Regions from separate parts of the Homo sapiens genome. Here region 2 is linked to region 1. The links are chromatin contacts, found by Hi-C or POLR2A ChIA-PET in ENCODE. All regions are on one chromosome and are shown on one strand. The core of a region is the stretch at or near the end of the contact, and the rest is flanking DNA. Distances in the headings are between cores, read along the strand shown.

Region 1 (7,145 bases), core at 2,958-5,457:
GGTGTGCAGAGATTTTTAATTCCCAGTTAATAGATGAAGTTCAAAATGTGTACTGCCTTGGCTAAGGTCACTGCACCAGGAAGTGGTAAACACGGCTTTGTTCTAGCCTGAGCCTGCCATTGCCACAACTCTGCCTCTCCTTGTACCTTCTCTCCATCTTCTTCTCCTCCCTGCCTGTCTTGGCTTTTCCTCCTGGGAAAGAGTTGTTACGGAAGCAATTGCTAAGAGGTTTTCTAATGCAGAGAAAGGCCTGCAATGTTGTCGATGTTGTTGTGAAAGGGTCTCTGCTTTGGTGCCCAGCCCTGGGAGGGAGTGATGTGCTCTGATGGGAGAGTCCCTCGTGAGGATGACTTCTCCCTCCTGTGGCTACTTCCAGAAAGCAAAGTCACAAAATAACAGAGGATCACTTTGCCTCCACCAACCAAAGAGAGACAGCAGTGCCCAGGAGCAGAAACACTAGGAGGCAATGGAGGGAAATCTAAGAAAGTTGCTTAGAGGCCAAAGGGGAGGTAGAGGTAGAAGAAGACACCCAGGAAATCCTCACTGAATGCACTCTGGTTACAACTATTGACATACTCCCCTCAGTTTTGCATGCCAGCACAGCATGCCATCTGGCAGTTAAGGAACAGCAGTGCAGTTATGTTCCAGTTATATGCCAGCCCTTCTTTCTTCAGCCTCTCTTAATACTTCTTGCCAATGAACAGTAGCCCAGCAAGGGAGAAGTAGAAAAAGCATTCCCCTGGGATTGCATACACTTAACCCCAAATCCTATCTCGGCTACTTCTTTTCTGAGTGGGCTCAGGTGTGACTGGTCACTTACCCTCTGAGCCCCAGTCCTCTCACCTGGAAAATGGGAACAATGCTTGCCTCCTCCCAGTGTCGCAGGAGGGTTAAGTGAGGTCCTGTGTAGAGGAGCTAGCTCTTGTTTGAGATCGAGGAGTCCTGGGTTCTTCTTGTAGCTCCACTTCTAACTAGCTCTGTGTGCAGGAGAGTCCCGTGGTTCTTTGTGGCATTTGTATTCAAGAGTTCCATATATGTGAAAGCTTCTGAGAATAGTAAATGCCCATACCAACGTAAGGAATAATTATCGACTAGGAGTAGACAAGTGTAGAAGGAAGGGAGAAATAGGATTTTTTCCCTTTCTGGCTGCTTTTCCTCTTTTCTAGCATTTTTGGTTGTTGCTGGTGAGTCTTCTGGCCTTTCCAGCTGTGATCCTCATCCCCAATCTCTTTTCAGTCCTATTGGGAGACTTGTCCTTTGTTTCAGTTCCAATGAGAGTTCTGCCAGCTGTCCCAACTCTGCACACACAGCCAGGTCTGCATGGCCTGCTCCGCTTGCTGGTCTCAACACTCACCAGGTTAGCTGGGAGGTGCCCTGGCCTTTCTCTGGAGGGACAGTTAAAGTGAGGGCTTCAGTTGGCTCGGAGCTGAGTATGGAGGTGGTGAGGTGCACGCTGGGGAAAGAGCCCTCTTGCCCTCCAGAAACTGATGTTCAAGGGGTTTGGCTTTTCCCTTTTCTGAGATAAAAGGTAGCTCAATTCCACCCACCTGCCTCTCAGGTTTGCCTTGGGGATTAATGCAGACAACTGGTAGCTGAGCTCTGGTGAGATATCAAGTGCCTGGAAACTGTTAAATCGCAGCTTTCTTGCCCTAATCTTATCACCTGCCATTAAAGATCAGAATATGAAAGCTGTACATTTGTAAAGCTCAGTGCAGTGCCTGCACTGTGCTGCAACACAGAGAAACTCAAAATAGTTCTTCTTCCCCAGCAGTTACTATGGCACCATGCATATTATGGATTAATATTTCCCCCCACCACTCCCTTTGAAAGGTAACCCTGACACTGAGCCCTCCCTTTCACATCCTCCCCACAATCAGGTGTGATGTTGACAGAATCCAGTGTTTCCAGGGCATCTTTCATTGCCTAGAGTCACAGAACACCAGCCCAGCGTCCTCCCAGAAGCCCCCTCCCCACCCCTGTACATGGAGCTACCTGCCAGAATGAAAGTGACAGCTGTCTAATAGCTATGCCCCATCCCACCCAGAAAGCAGACACTTAGACCTCAGGGGGAGAGTGGGAGGTTCCTGCTTAGGTAGCAGCAAGGCTAAGGAAGAGATAAACTTTTCTCGTAGACAGAAGGGGTCCTATGTTCAGGTCATGTACCTATGAAGGATGTGCAGATATGCCCCATGTGCATTACTCTGCTGGTAACTCCATCTGTGTGTACACCTTACATGCTTCTGCATGCATTTCTGCTGTGTGGAACCACCATGATACCTGCATGCTTGAAGTGTACAGCATACACTTATGGAGCATGTATACACTGCACACTCACACAATGCGATTGTGTGTGCATGCACCTGTGTGGTTAAGGGGAGTCATGAATGCAATATTTGTGTTCACACTGCTGTCTGCCATGACAGTGGGGTTCCACAAAGGGTTACGGGGCCCACTGGCTCTGGGTTGGCAGTGCCAAGCCGTGCTACCCTCTGTGAGGCAGGTTCAGTAACGAGGCTTGTAATACTCAGCCGTTATCCATAGAGCTTTAGAGGATCCACAAAGCCCGTTCATTCAGGCATTGCTAACAAGCCAGCGGCGACAAGCCGATATGCACAATGGGACAGAGTGAGAAGCTAAGAGAGGTCCTTGTCTGCCTGGCTGCTCTGCAACTTGCCAACATTTTGCTCCTGTCTTGCAAACTTAATGCAATCTTTCTACATTATATGTCAGAGTCCCCACCTCACCCTGAACAAAAAATAAGCTCAATAGTCATTTTGCAACTCCAGCCACCCCCATCTCCCCAAATCCTGCTCCCCCTTCTCCTGGCTTTTCCTTCTTTTTTTCTGCACTCCCACTAAATTAGATTAGTCACATTCTTAATTAGCTGTGCGGGTAAGAGCTCTATTAGGTATTAAATGTTTGTCACAATCCAATTAAAAAATCCATCACAGCAGGACAGGTTTTCTGAAGTCCAGCAGATTGATGCTGGGGGGCCTGGTCCTCTCCTCTCTGTCAAGGGATGCATAAGAGGAGCAGGACTGAGAAGGCAGAGGGAACCTGGGGAGGAACTACCCAGGGAGGCCACCTGGCCTGGCGCTAGGACATTGCTGTTTGAGCCTGGAGGAGTCAGGCTACTGTAGGGTGAACAAGCGTCTAGATGGCCCAGGACTGTCTCAGTTTAGCAAAGGGGTTGGTTGGCCACCCTGGTCTCCAACATACTGCTCCCCCTAACCCCACAGAGTGATGTAGTAAGGCCAGTATGGGGCATGTGTGCTGTGTGTGCACATTCATGTGCACATGTGCATGTAGTGAAGTGAGATGGGCTGCAGGGTAGAGAAGGGCAAGATTGACAGCTTAAGCCTGGTGGGAGGCTTTTCAGCTCAAATATAAAGAATGGACTTTGATGGAGTTGGGTTGTGGTTTCCAGGGGTCCAGCTCCACGCCAGAGCTGCCATTCAGAGCTATGTCTTTCTGTTCCATTTTAAACAGAATTGCTCAGGAGGGGAGCTATCTCATGGTAAAAAGAAAAGAAAATGAGCATTCATCCCTGCATCCCCAGCCTTTCTTTCTACACTTCCTTGGCCCTTTTCCCTTTTCCTTTAACTTTTCCCCAGGTAGGACTCCTCCCTTTGCATCTCCTCCCTGGTCAAGCTGGGCACACACAGGCCCTGTTTAATGGGCACCTGGTTTTAGACCCTCACTCCCCCAGTTCCCTGCACCACCATATCCTTCTCCCTTGTTTCCTCTTTGCCACCAGGATGGGGAAGAGTTGAGGCACACAGCACTATTATTCCACAGTGCTGGGCCCTGCAGTGAGAGGGTGAAGGGGAAGTTTAGGCATCAGTGCCTCCAGCACCTCCTAGGTGGATGGCACTATGTACTTAGCCACTTCAAGTCTTCCGATGTGGTTTTTTGTTGTTTTGAGTTTCTTGTTCTTTGGGTGCATCTTTTGTGGCTCTGTCGACCGGTAATAACTATACACTGATTGCTTTTTATTATGATTGGCATGCCAAAATGCCCTGCACTCTCAGTTCTTTCTAATTCTACCCTCCCGTACCAGCAGATCTTAAAATCTGACCTTGCAAAGAAGGCTGTCTTGTTCTGTCTGGATGAGGGGAAGTGTTTACTCACTTCGATTGTGAGGCCCTGAGGGGCAGGAAGCAAGACTCATTCATCCGCACATCCTCAGCTAGCAGCATGGAGCTGAGTTCAGAGGAGGCACTTAGAAGCCTTTGTTGAAAGACTAAATGAATGAGCTCACATTTGAGACTCCCTTTTTATTCTTCCAGCACCCTACATATGCTTGCCCCTTTACTTCCACATAAAGCAAACACTTAACTGTTTATCCAGCACCTGCTCATTCCTCTGAATGCTTCTACATTCTCTATCAGAGTCATCTTGTCTGTCTTAGTTTATAAACCCCTGAAGGGCAGGATCCCTGTCTGTTTAATTGCCTCCCCATAAGGCTTGCAGCCATGCTAATTCTCGGGACAAATGAACATGCTTGGTGCTGGCTCTCCATTGTTTCATCCATTCTCTAATCATCCATTGAGTGCTTCCTCCTGGGTCAGTGCAGGCTCGGGCTTGAGAAGGACAGGAAAGAAACGTCCCATTCTGCCTTTCCCTCCAAGAGCTTGCCATTCAGGTTGAGGGGACAAGGCATTCAGAGGAACTAGTTTCTTAGTAAGCTCAAACCAGATTTTAGTAAGGGACCCAGGTGAAGGATGCAGATGCACCTGCTTTGGGAACTCTGAGACTGGTAAGGGCCCTGTGTGGCTTCAGAGGTCAGAGGATGCTGCTCAGCCTTAGCTGGAACTCAGAAGAGGCCTTGGAGCAGCGCTGTGGCAGGGCATTTCCAAGCAGAGGAATGAGCAGAGACATGCAGACTTGGAATAAGAAGTGAGTCTGTTGATTGGGGGAAAAGAGTAGTGACGAACCTAGCAGGAAGCAGCATTGCAGAAGGTACTGTAGAATTGAAAAGGGAATATGAATGCAAGCTGATGACAATGATAAATCACACCCAAGCCCTGAAGGATGCACCTGCTTCCTCCTCCTCAGCACACCTGAAACAGTGGGACCCCAGGTCTCATTTGGCTTGGGGAGTGGTTTGGAAGTTTCTCAAGTGCTGTCAGCAAAAAGAGCTGTGGGATATCCTCTTGTCTGGTTAGAATTCACCTCTGTGAATGCACAGGTTGTGGCCTGTATGTGGCTGTCTTCACTGAGAAGGCCTGCAGAAACTGCCTTTGGATGGAGAGTGAAGGCTTGTCAGTCAATGGATATTAATTTACAAAGACAGTTTATCCTCACTTAGGGAGAACAACACTTGTGATTGCCCCACCTTCTACTCACTACATTAAAAAAATAAAATCAAATGGTGGAAGTCAGCACATCTCTATTCCTACTTCAGGCCCAGTCCCTGAGTTGTCCCAGCTCATGGGCCAAAGTCAGGGTGGCAACTACAGAAGGATGCTATATCCATGAGAATCTCCTGGTTCATGTTGGCCACAGGTAGATAGGGTGGGGGAATGCAAGCTGGCTGACCAGGGGAGGCAGGGCAGGGATGGGACATTTGTTGAGTGCCTGTGCTTGACACTTCACACAAGATTTTAAATTTGGTCTTCATAATACTTCTGCAAGAAGGTTTTAATGTCCCCATTTTACTAATGAGGAAATTGAGACGGAGAGATAAGTAACTTGTTCAAAGTCATTCTGCTTGTGGAGCAGCAATTTGAATCTATCCATCCATCTCTTTATTCAAATATTTATTGGGGTTCTGCTATGAGCCAACTAGTGTGTTGATGCCAAAGCCTGTGCCCTTCAGTTAAAGATTGGTATTCCTTTCCCCCTCTCCAACACACACACACACACACACACACACACACACACACACAGGTACAGCTCATAAGACTCCCTTGGATAAGGAGAGCATGTGGCAGGGCCTACAGGTGCCAGCTTGGGCTGCCCGAGTAATTATGTTGCTACTACTATCACAAGTGCAATTTTATGTGCCTAGTAGGATCAGTTCCTGGAGGTAAGCCTTGCTTCACTCCCTTGTAGAGTCATTAGATTTAGCAAATAAAAATATGACAAACCCAGTTAATTTGAATTTAGTAAACAATGAATACTTTTTAAGTATAAGTGTATCCCACACAATTTTGGAAACATACTTATACTGAACATTTATTTGTTTATTGTTTATCTGAGATTCAAATTTCACTTGCTGTACTATGATATCCAGCAAACTTATGCCCTTGCCACCTGTCACTGCCACGATGCTGAGTGAAGACTGGCATCACCATACCCATTCAGGGGCCCTGGCAAGGTGGTAGAAGTGCCAGGGGTACTAAATGGCTTCTGCCAACCCAGAAAGGGTCAGGGCAGTCCCCACTCCCTCACTCTTGGATGATCAGTGCTCCTCAGCATGGCCAGCTTGCCCAAAAGGCAGCAAGTCTGCCTGGCTGCACAGTGTCAGCTGCTGGGTGAGGCTATGTCTCTGCATCTCCTGGCTCCTGAGAACTGAGCATAAAGGAGGAGTTCAGTAGGCACCATGACCTGGGTGGTCACAGGCTCCTCAAAACTTAAACCCAACATGTCCAAAGCTGGCCCATCGTCTTTCCCCCAAGCCTGCACCTCTCACCCTCAGTGGGCTCAACTTTGGCCAGTCTCTCTTCCTAGACTTAGATACCCCTACGGGTGTTCAGTACCCACTCACGATGTTCTTCCTCCCTCAAAACTCTCTCTCCATCCTGTCCTCCTCTCTCCATCTCCATGTCATGGCCTGAGTTCCAGCCATCATCATCCTTCACCTGAATTATTTTAATAGCTTGTAACTCATTCTTCCTCCAACCTACCCCCCACAGAGCACTCTCAGAGTGATCTTTCCCAGATTTAAGCCTGATTTTGTACTTGCCCATATTCAGACTGTCACTGGCTCCCCATGGATTTCAGAACAACATTAATATCTTTAGTCCAGGGTATAAGCGTTTGATAATTTGACCTCTTCCACATTTTTAGGTCCATCCGACCCTCCCGTATCCACATCCCCCTCTCTCTAAAACCATTCACGCTTTCCTGAAAATGTCATGCTCTTTCCTAACTTTATTTGTCATCAAAAATTCATCCCAATTGTCATCCCTTATGAGAAC
Region 2 (7,145 bases), core at 2,793-5,292, 70 kb before region 1:
ATTGAGGGCTCCCTTGGCTATTCTGTACTTGCCATATCTCAAAGCTGGATCCTAGGTTCCCTTCCCTTTTCTGTCAAAAAGCCACAGTTGCACTTCCTGAGTCCCTATGTCCAGACCTCAAGTACTGGAAGGGTTGATCCAAGAGCTTTCTGGAATGCTGGTCATGGTATGGATTTTCCTTGTGAAATTCCACCATGGTATTTCACCACATAGTGGCTCCTGATTCCCTGGAGATAGCTGGGTGCCTAAGGAGATGCTCGGTTTGGTGGAGGAGAGCTTGGGGGCTGGAGTGCTAGGTAGAAAACAAAAATTCGGGGGCTGGCTGGACAGGTGGCTCATGCCTGTAATCCCAGCATTTTGGGAGGCTGAGGCAGGTGGATCACCTGTGGTCAGGAGTTCAAGTCTGGCCTGGCCATAATGGTGAAACCCCATCTCTATTAAAAATATCAAAATTAGCTGGGAGTGGTGGTGCATGCCTGTAATTTCAGCTACTTGGGAGGCTGAGGCAAGAAAATAATATCTTGAACCTGGGAGGCAAAGGTTGCAGTGAGCCGAGATCGCGCCACTGCACTGCAGCCTGGGTGACAGAATGAGTGAGACTCCATCTCAAACAAACAAACAAACAAACAAACAAACAAAAGATCCAGGGGCCAATGATTACCAGCTTCCAAAGAGGAATGGTGATTGAGGGGTCTTGTCATTAGAAGTAGATCAGAAGCCAAGAAACCAGTAACTGATCCAAAGAACAAGTAACTGATCTCAGTCCCAATATCATCTTCAACTACATATTTGGTTATTGTTATGAGCCAATCAGTAAGTATTTTCAGGCTATTTTCTGGGTATCAAGCACTTCAGCTACAAGGACTAAAGAAGAAATATAAAACTTGATCCAGAGGTCAAGGAAATAGGGTTGAGATTCTGCCCTCAGTCTTCTTTGTTTTCTCTCCTGTTGGTGGTCTCCATCCAGCAACTATTATGTCCATGTAAATGGGCTCCAGATCTAAATCACCAATCCAGATCTCTCATCTGAGCTCCAGAACTCCAGCCACTGCCAGGACAGCTCTATTATAGTATATAAGCTCACTCTCCCAAAGCCTGACATATCCAAAATCAAATTCATCCATCAATCTCACTTCTCTTCTACTCTTCCCAAACCCATCCATATTCCAAAGCTTCACATCTTTCTGTCTACAATGATCTTCTTTCTACTCTCCCTCTAATCAGTGTCTCACTATTCATTAAGAAAACTCGGATCTCATGTTTCTATTTATAAAATGTCTAGGTGCAATGGAGCAGTCTCCTGAACCTACATTCTTTACGGTCCAGATGAATGGCCACTTCCCAGGTGAAGTCTCCCATAACCCCTCCTAGGCAGAAGGACCTTTCCTTCCTCTGGGCTCCCAGAGCACTTAATCTGAAACCTTCTTTTAGCCGTTTCTACATTCATCTTCATTTCAAATCCAAGTCTCTGATGTCTCCGTACTTCTGAAATATTCCTACTTCCCAATACATTTAATAATTGTACATCCACCAGAAAAAAAATACTAGCACCCTAAATTTCCCCTTTTTTTGAACTGACTAGTGCCTTTTTTATGGGTTTCTCATCTAATAGTAACAGATCATACTTCCAGCTTCCTGGTAGATGCTACACCCTCACTCGGTTATGTTAGCTTCTATGTTATTGAAACACTCTATTAAATGGTGTGGGCACTTCTAAGTGATGAGAGAAGATATCATCATGCTTCACAAAGGGGATGACTTTAGAGTCAAATAGATGTGCATTTGATTTGGGTTCTATACTTATTAGATGTGTGAACTTGAGCAAGCCACTTAACTTTTATGAGCCTCAGATTCCCCATTTGTCAGTGGAAGGGTAATACTTTCTTTGAAAGTTTCCTACTATGCTCTTTCCCCTTTCCCTCCTCCATGAGTTTGCACATGCTATGCCTTCAGCTTAATTCTCTCACCCACTTTTTGCTGGGAAGACTTCTGATTATTCAGGCCTCAGCTTAGATGCTGCATACCTTAGGAATTCCCCTAGCCCTCAAAGATCAAGTTAGTTGTGTTTTCCATGTGCTCACTGCCCAAATTCTTGGCACTTAGTCCTTGAATTGTAATCATTTGTGTCTTGCTCTTTCTTTCCCCCTTTGAGGAACTGGTAACTCTGTTGAGGACAGGGACCATGATTTGTTAATTGTCACCTACCATCTTTGTCCTACTTCATCCACTTTTCACCCAAAAAAAAAAAAAAAGCCAGAAAAAGTAAGCCACCTCAGCTAAGGAATTCATAATTCTGAGATTCTGAAGAAAATGTCAATTTCTCACTGAGCGTTTATTACCTGAATGCATTACAACGTTTCAGCTCTTCAAATTGCTGGCTCCGTTCTTGCACTGTGTTAGGCAGTGGGCAATAATTTGCTTTTGGTACAGAAATTGAGTGATGTGTCTTCTGAACTGATGTTAAAACCCAATAGTTTCCAATTTTATAAGATTTAAAGCCAGTTTTGTATATGTGAAACTACCCAAATCACCAAGAGAATTAATTTTCTTAGGAGATTCTCATCGGTAATAGCAATTTCCACAGTTTGTTTGGCACCCCTAGTGGTAAATATTTTATTTTAAAAACTCAGCCACATATAAATTTATTGTAACAATCTAGGCACTTTGTCATAAATAAAAGCAATGATAACTGTGGTGCTATCTTCTATTTACTTCAAATGTCACTCCTGAAGTGTACATTTATAGAACATGGTAATTCAATGAGGAAGCTCCAGGGTCAGATGGCTCAGGTTCCATTACCATCCCTGACACTCACTAGTTGTGTGATCTTTGGAAAGTTATTTCATTCCTCTGTTACTCAGTTCCCAGTCTATAGAGTAGCAATAATAGCCTCTGCATTATAGAGTTATTGTATGGCTTAAATGAGCTAATACATGTAAGGGCTTATAACAGTGCCTAGCACCTGGTATAAACACTCTATAAATGTTAGCTATTGTTATTTGCCAGGAGTGAATCAAATATAAGAAGAGTGTTTGTATAAGATTACCTTTAAATTCCCTGCCAATCCTGAGGTTCTATGTTTCTATATCATTCCAGTCCCTTAGCATTCCTATTCAGTAGGGAGGGGGCAGCATTATCCACATTTTACAAACAGTAAAATTGAGCCATAGAGAAGCAAAATGTCCAGTAAGCAAGTGGCAGTCTGAAACCAGGACTCAGATTTTTAGATGTAAGTATTAGGACTCTTTCCGGGAGGCTGTGTGGCTGTACATTTAAAAGAGAATGTTAGATATCCCTTATGAGCCTATGAGCAGTGACCCCTTGATGCCCCTTCTCTGCCAAGGTTCTCCATAAATGTGCATCAAGGTCACTTCTGTCTCTACTTCTGAGATGATCTCAGGCCATATCTTTTCAGATATTTTTCTTACTAGCTTTACAAAAAAGCTATATTGTGGAGTTGGATGAAGGGCCAGCTCCCTGTATCCTCTGCCTCTTTAGGCATTCCCATGCCTGGGTTGTGCTACGTATACACATACTTCACCTGGCTGCAGACGCTGACTTTTTGGAGGGTTCCTTCTGCTGAGCCCGGACCTCAAACCACTTGAGAACCCCACAACTGACCTTATTCCAAAACATTCTATCCCAACCCATTCCACCCTGGATTTCTCCTTCAATCATGGGCAAAGGATCTGCAAAAGCTTCCATCCTCTCCCTTTCTCTTCTTATCTGGGTTGGTCAGAGGGAAGCCTCTATCTTCTTCAGGACCCTGCCTATGCAGAGGCAGCTCCAAGAGTTGGGTGCGGGGAGTATTTCTGTGCCTGAATCTGGACTGTTCAAGAGGATTTAGGATGCTTTTCTTTTCTGTCCACTAGGGGGCTGCTTGTAGGGGGATGGAAAAAACGGAGGCTTAAAAAAATCATGCTGCTGAAATTTCAGCAAGAGGGGAAAAGAGAGAGCGCGTGAGAGAGAGAGAGAGAGAGAGAGAGAGAGAGAGAGAGAGAGAGAGACAGCAAAGCAGTCCCAGGCTTCCTCCTCTCTTTCACGTCAGAGGCAGGAACCGACTGTGCTAAGGCTGTTGGCTCAACACCCAGAGGAGACGGGCAGACCCAGGGAGAGTGAGAGAAGGGGGTCCTCTCTGACCCAAGGAATTACCACTAGTGGAGTGAAGCCACCTGACTTTTTGATCTTATTTTGGTTGCCTCCTCATTCTCCTTCCACCCGTAGCCCTGACAGCTTGGGTTTCATTTCTTTCGTGGAGCCTTGTCTCTTCCTCCCAGAATAGGAGGAAGGGAAGAGAAGGGAAAGAGGAGGGCTCTCTAGGTGAGCGCATCAGCTGGCTCCAGCCTGAGCAAGCAAGAATTTTCTTCCCAGGAAGCTCCTCTCGCTCCCCGGCCGCCCACCCCCAGCCTGGGTAAGTCCAGAGCACTCGCTCCTTTGATTTTCTGGCTAACGTGATTTCAGCACCAAGGAGAGCTATGAGATGCATTTTGGTTCCTGTGTATCTGTGTGTTCTGCAAGGCATTTGGCACTAGGGTTACATCTATTTCTCTGCTGCCAGTAGAGTCGGGTTCTGCGTAGGGAAAAGAAAGGCGCAAAACTATGTTTACCGAATTAAAGGGGGATTGGACTCTGGCCTTGCGGGTGTGTGTGTGTGTGTGTGTGTGTGTGTGTGTACTGTTGCATAAGACAGGTGAGGTCTGAGCTAAATTGCGGGTGGTTTCTGCGTGTCTCCATGTAAGGCTGTTCTTTTTGTCTGTAGATAAGCGAGATGGTTTGGGGAATTAGTCGTGCACCTTCTTTAACTCTCTCCCGACAAGCCATCCATGGTGGGAAAGAGTTGCAAAGGAAGCCTGGGGGGTTGGGAGTGGAGGTAGAGTTAAAAGTTACGCACCTCTGAGAGAGCTTTAAAGAGGTGCTTTGTAAAATGTCAGTTTCCTAGTATTCTCTGGGCTCTTGCTGTGGAGAGAGCCCAACCTGACCTTTTACTTTCTCTTCTGGTGTGAACCCATGGTAAGTGGGCAGGTGCAACAGGTGAAGCTCAGGCTGGGGCGGCTTTGGGGGGTTGAGGTCCCTTCTGACTTCATGGTGGTAGGAAAGTGCTAGTGTCTTGAGCTTTGCAGAGACTGGCTGGTGTGGGTTATATTACATTTGCAAGGAGGCAGGAGGTACCCTCCACTTTTATGCCATCTTTGGCTATGGGTGGTTGGAAAGAAGACAAAGTCTGTTCTGCCCTGTTTTCTGGGGCATTTGGCAGTGAAAAACAACTAAGAATAAAGGTTTGTCTCTATATGTCTAGGGTGAGCAGAAACAAAATTAGACTTGTCCCAGACTCAGGAGGGCTTGAAGTGGTACTCTGTTCTCCTCCAGCACTGAGAGGCTCTGCAAACAGGAGCTCATTATTACTTCTTTCTTCACTGCTGCTACTTTTTGCAAGGTATTACTCTGTCTCTCCTGCTTTCTGCCTCTCTGAAGTATGTTCAGTCAATTCCCTGCATCTGCTTTGGTATTGTCTTGGAGACACTATAGGCCTGCCCCTGCCCCATTCAGTCCTGGCCACACCTACCTGGTTGAGTCATTCAACAAGTGGTGTTGAGGATTTCCTTCAATCATTCAAGTCTCCGTGGAGCCAGCATCCTACAGGGAACTTGAAAGAGATGTGGCTTCTTGTAGGAGCAAGTCTTCCCTTGATTTAACCCCTAACTGTTTATGGTTCTGGTCACTTTCTTCAAGTGTGTTGAGACAGGGGAGATACATAGGCAAGGTGGGGTGGTTTCACTCTTTCCAACCCCAAATGGACCCTAGAATGGTGATTCTTTGTCTTATTTTTAATTCAGCACAATGGGCCCCTTCTCCAAGATGAAGAAAATACTCTCTGCCTCTGGCTGGGGAGCCTTCTGGGTGAGAGACACAGTTCTGAGTGAAATGGCACCACTTTTCTTTTTTACTATGCTTGGCATTGGATCCAGAAATCTTAGCATCTCCCTAGAGTGGCAGGAAGTAGAATGCATCCAGGAAGACAGTGAAGTCAGAGGTTGTAAGGGTAGGGAAGAAAGACTGAAATAGACAAATGCAGAGCATCAGAAACCAACACTGACTCATTCAGTATTTTAACATTCCAAACCTCCTGTCCTTGAAATCTTCCAGTTTGAACAAGTGAGTGGATAGATTTCTGCATGACACATCACTGAGGATTTTTAAAAAATTATGCCCTTGCAGTGGACCCTGTCCAAAACCACAGTTTATTACTGAAGTCACCATACTTAGTAGTCATTATCTCATTAATGCCCTTAAATTTTCTCTGAAAAAAAAGTGCTCAGTGACATTATTGGACCCATTTTATAAATGGAGAGACACAGACGCTTAAAGTGGGAAGCCAGAGGATAGCGAAAGCAGAAATAGAACTTCTAGCCTGCTAATATTCCCTCACCTAGGAAATGCAGTAATGCTCATGTGCAGGAGAGAAGGAATGGATTGCTCCCCATTGGATAGACTTGCAGCCAAAGCCTTTTAGGGAACTCAGTGTGGAGCAATGGCCTCTCTCTGGTGAAGAATGAGAATCAGCCAGAAGTCTCAAGGTGCTGCTGGCCTTTACTTCTCAGCTAAGAAGATGGCCAAGAGCCAGGTAAAGAGCTCTCTGGGCTTACTGCAAAGAGAGAACCCTGGGCTGGTGGCATCTAGGCTGAACTGATGTCGTGCACCTGATTGTCACATCACCATGCCCCAGAAATCCCAGCTGAAGCCACCCTATCTGGGGCATGTTGCCATGGATGTCTTGGCTTTGGGTGTTTGGTGACTGTTCTCTCTAAGAACGTTTTTCTGGGACCACCTTCATTGAGTCCTCTGTGGCTCTGAATGTGGCAAGGATGACTAAGGAGCAGGAGAGGGCTGGGCTCTGACCACCTATAGAACCACTAGAAGAGGAGTGGGAAACTGGATACAAACTCACTTTACATATAATGCCACTTCTGCAGCATTCCTGGCCATCATATCTGGCCAGCAATCTGGAGACAAAGCCACTAAGTTCTCATGCCCAACCCCCCTTCACTGTGTAGGGGAGACTGCTGGGCTGCCACCCAGGACTGGGGAGATGAGCAGTGGTGGGGAAAGATGGAAGGAGGAGGTCAGCTGTTCTGCCCTATTCTCCA

The links. A loop is a pair of places that touch in the nucleus more often than their neighbours do. ChIA-PET counts read pairs that join two places held with the same protein, here RNA polymerase II (POLR2A). Pooled maps may share reads with other maps.
Region 2: a loop to region 1 is called in a pooled map, with 2.3 times the contacts of the local background. The contact joins the promoter of TNR here to the enhancer-like site in region 1. A Hi-C loop is called at or near these places in 2 of 168 maps with a recorded cell type or tissue (Caco-2 and posterior cingulate gyrus) and 3 of 50 pooled maps. POLR2A ChIA-PET finds 5 or more read pairs at or near these places in 1 of 52 experiments (OCI-LY7).

Annotation. Positions count from the first base shown.
Region 1 is chr1:175,670,658-175,677,802 of GRCh38, reverse strand. The region is part of intron 1 of TNR (tenascin R); the gene reads left to right. Among named protein-coding and RNA genes, the nearest start is that of TNR, 69 kb to the left of the region's middle. Within about 2 kb of position 4,207, at least 3 of the 41 ENCODE cell types and tissues checked have a DNase peak (open chromatin) inside an H3K27ac peak, as active enhancers do; they include OCI-LY7, where a contact is called at or near this core.
Region 2 is chr1:175,740,492-175,747,636 of GRCh38, reverse strand. It overlaps TNR (tenascin R), which reads left to right and starts at 4,042. Exons shown (of 23, transcript NM_003285.3): 1 at 4,042-4,411.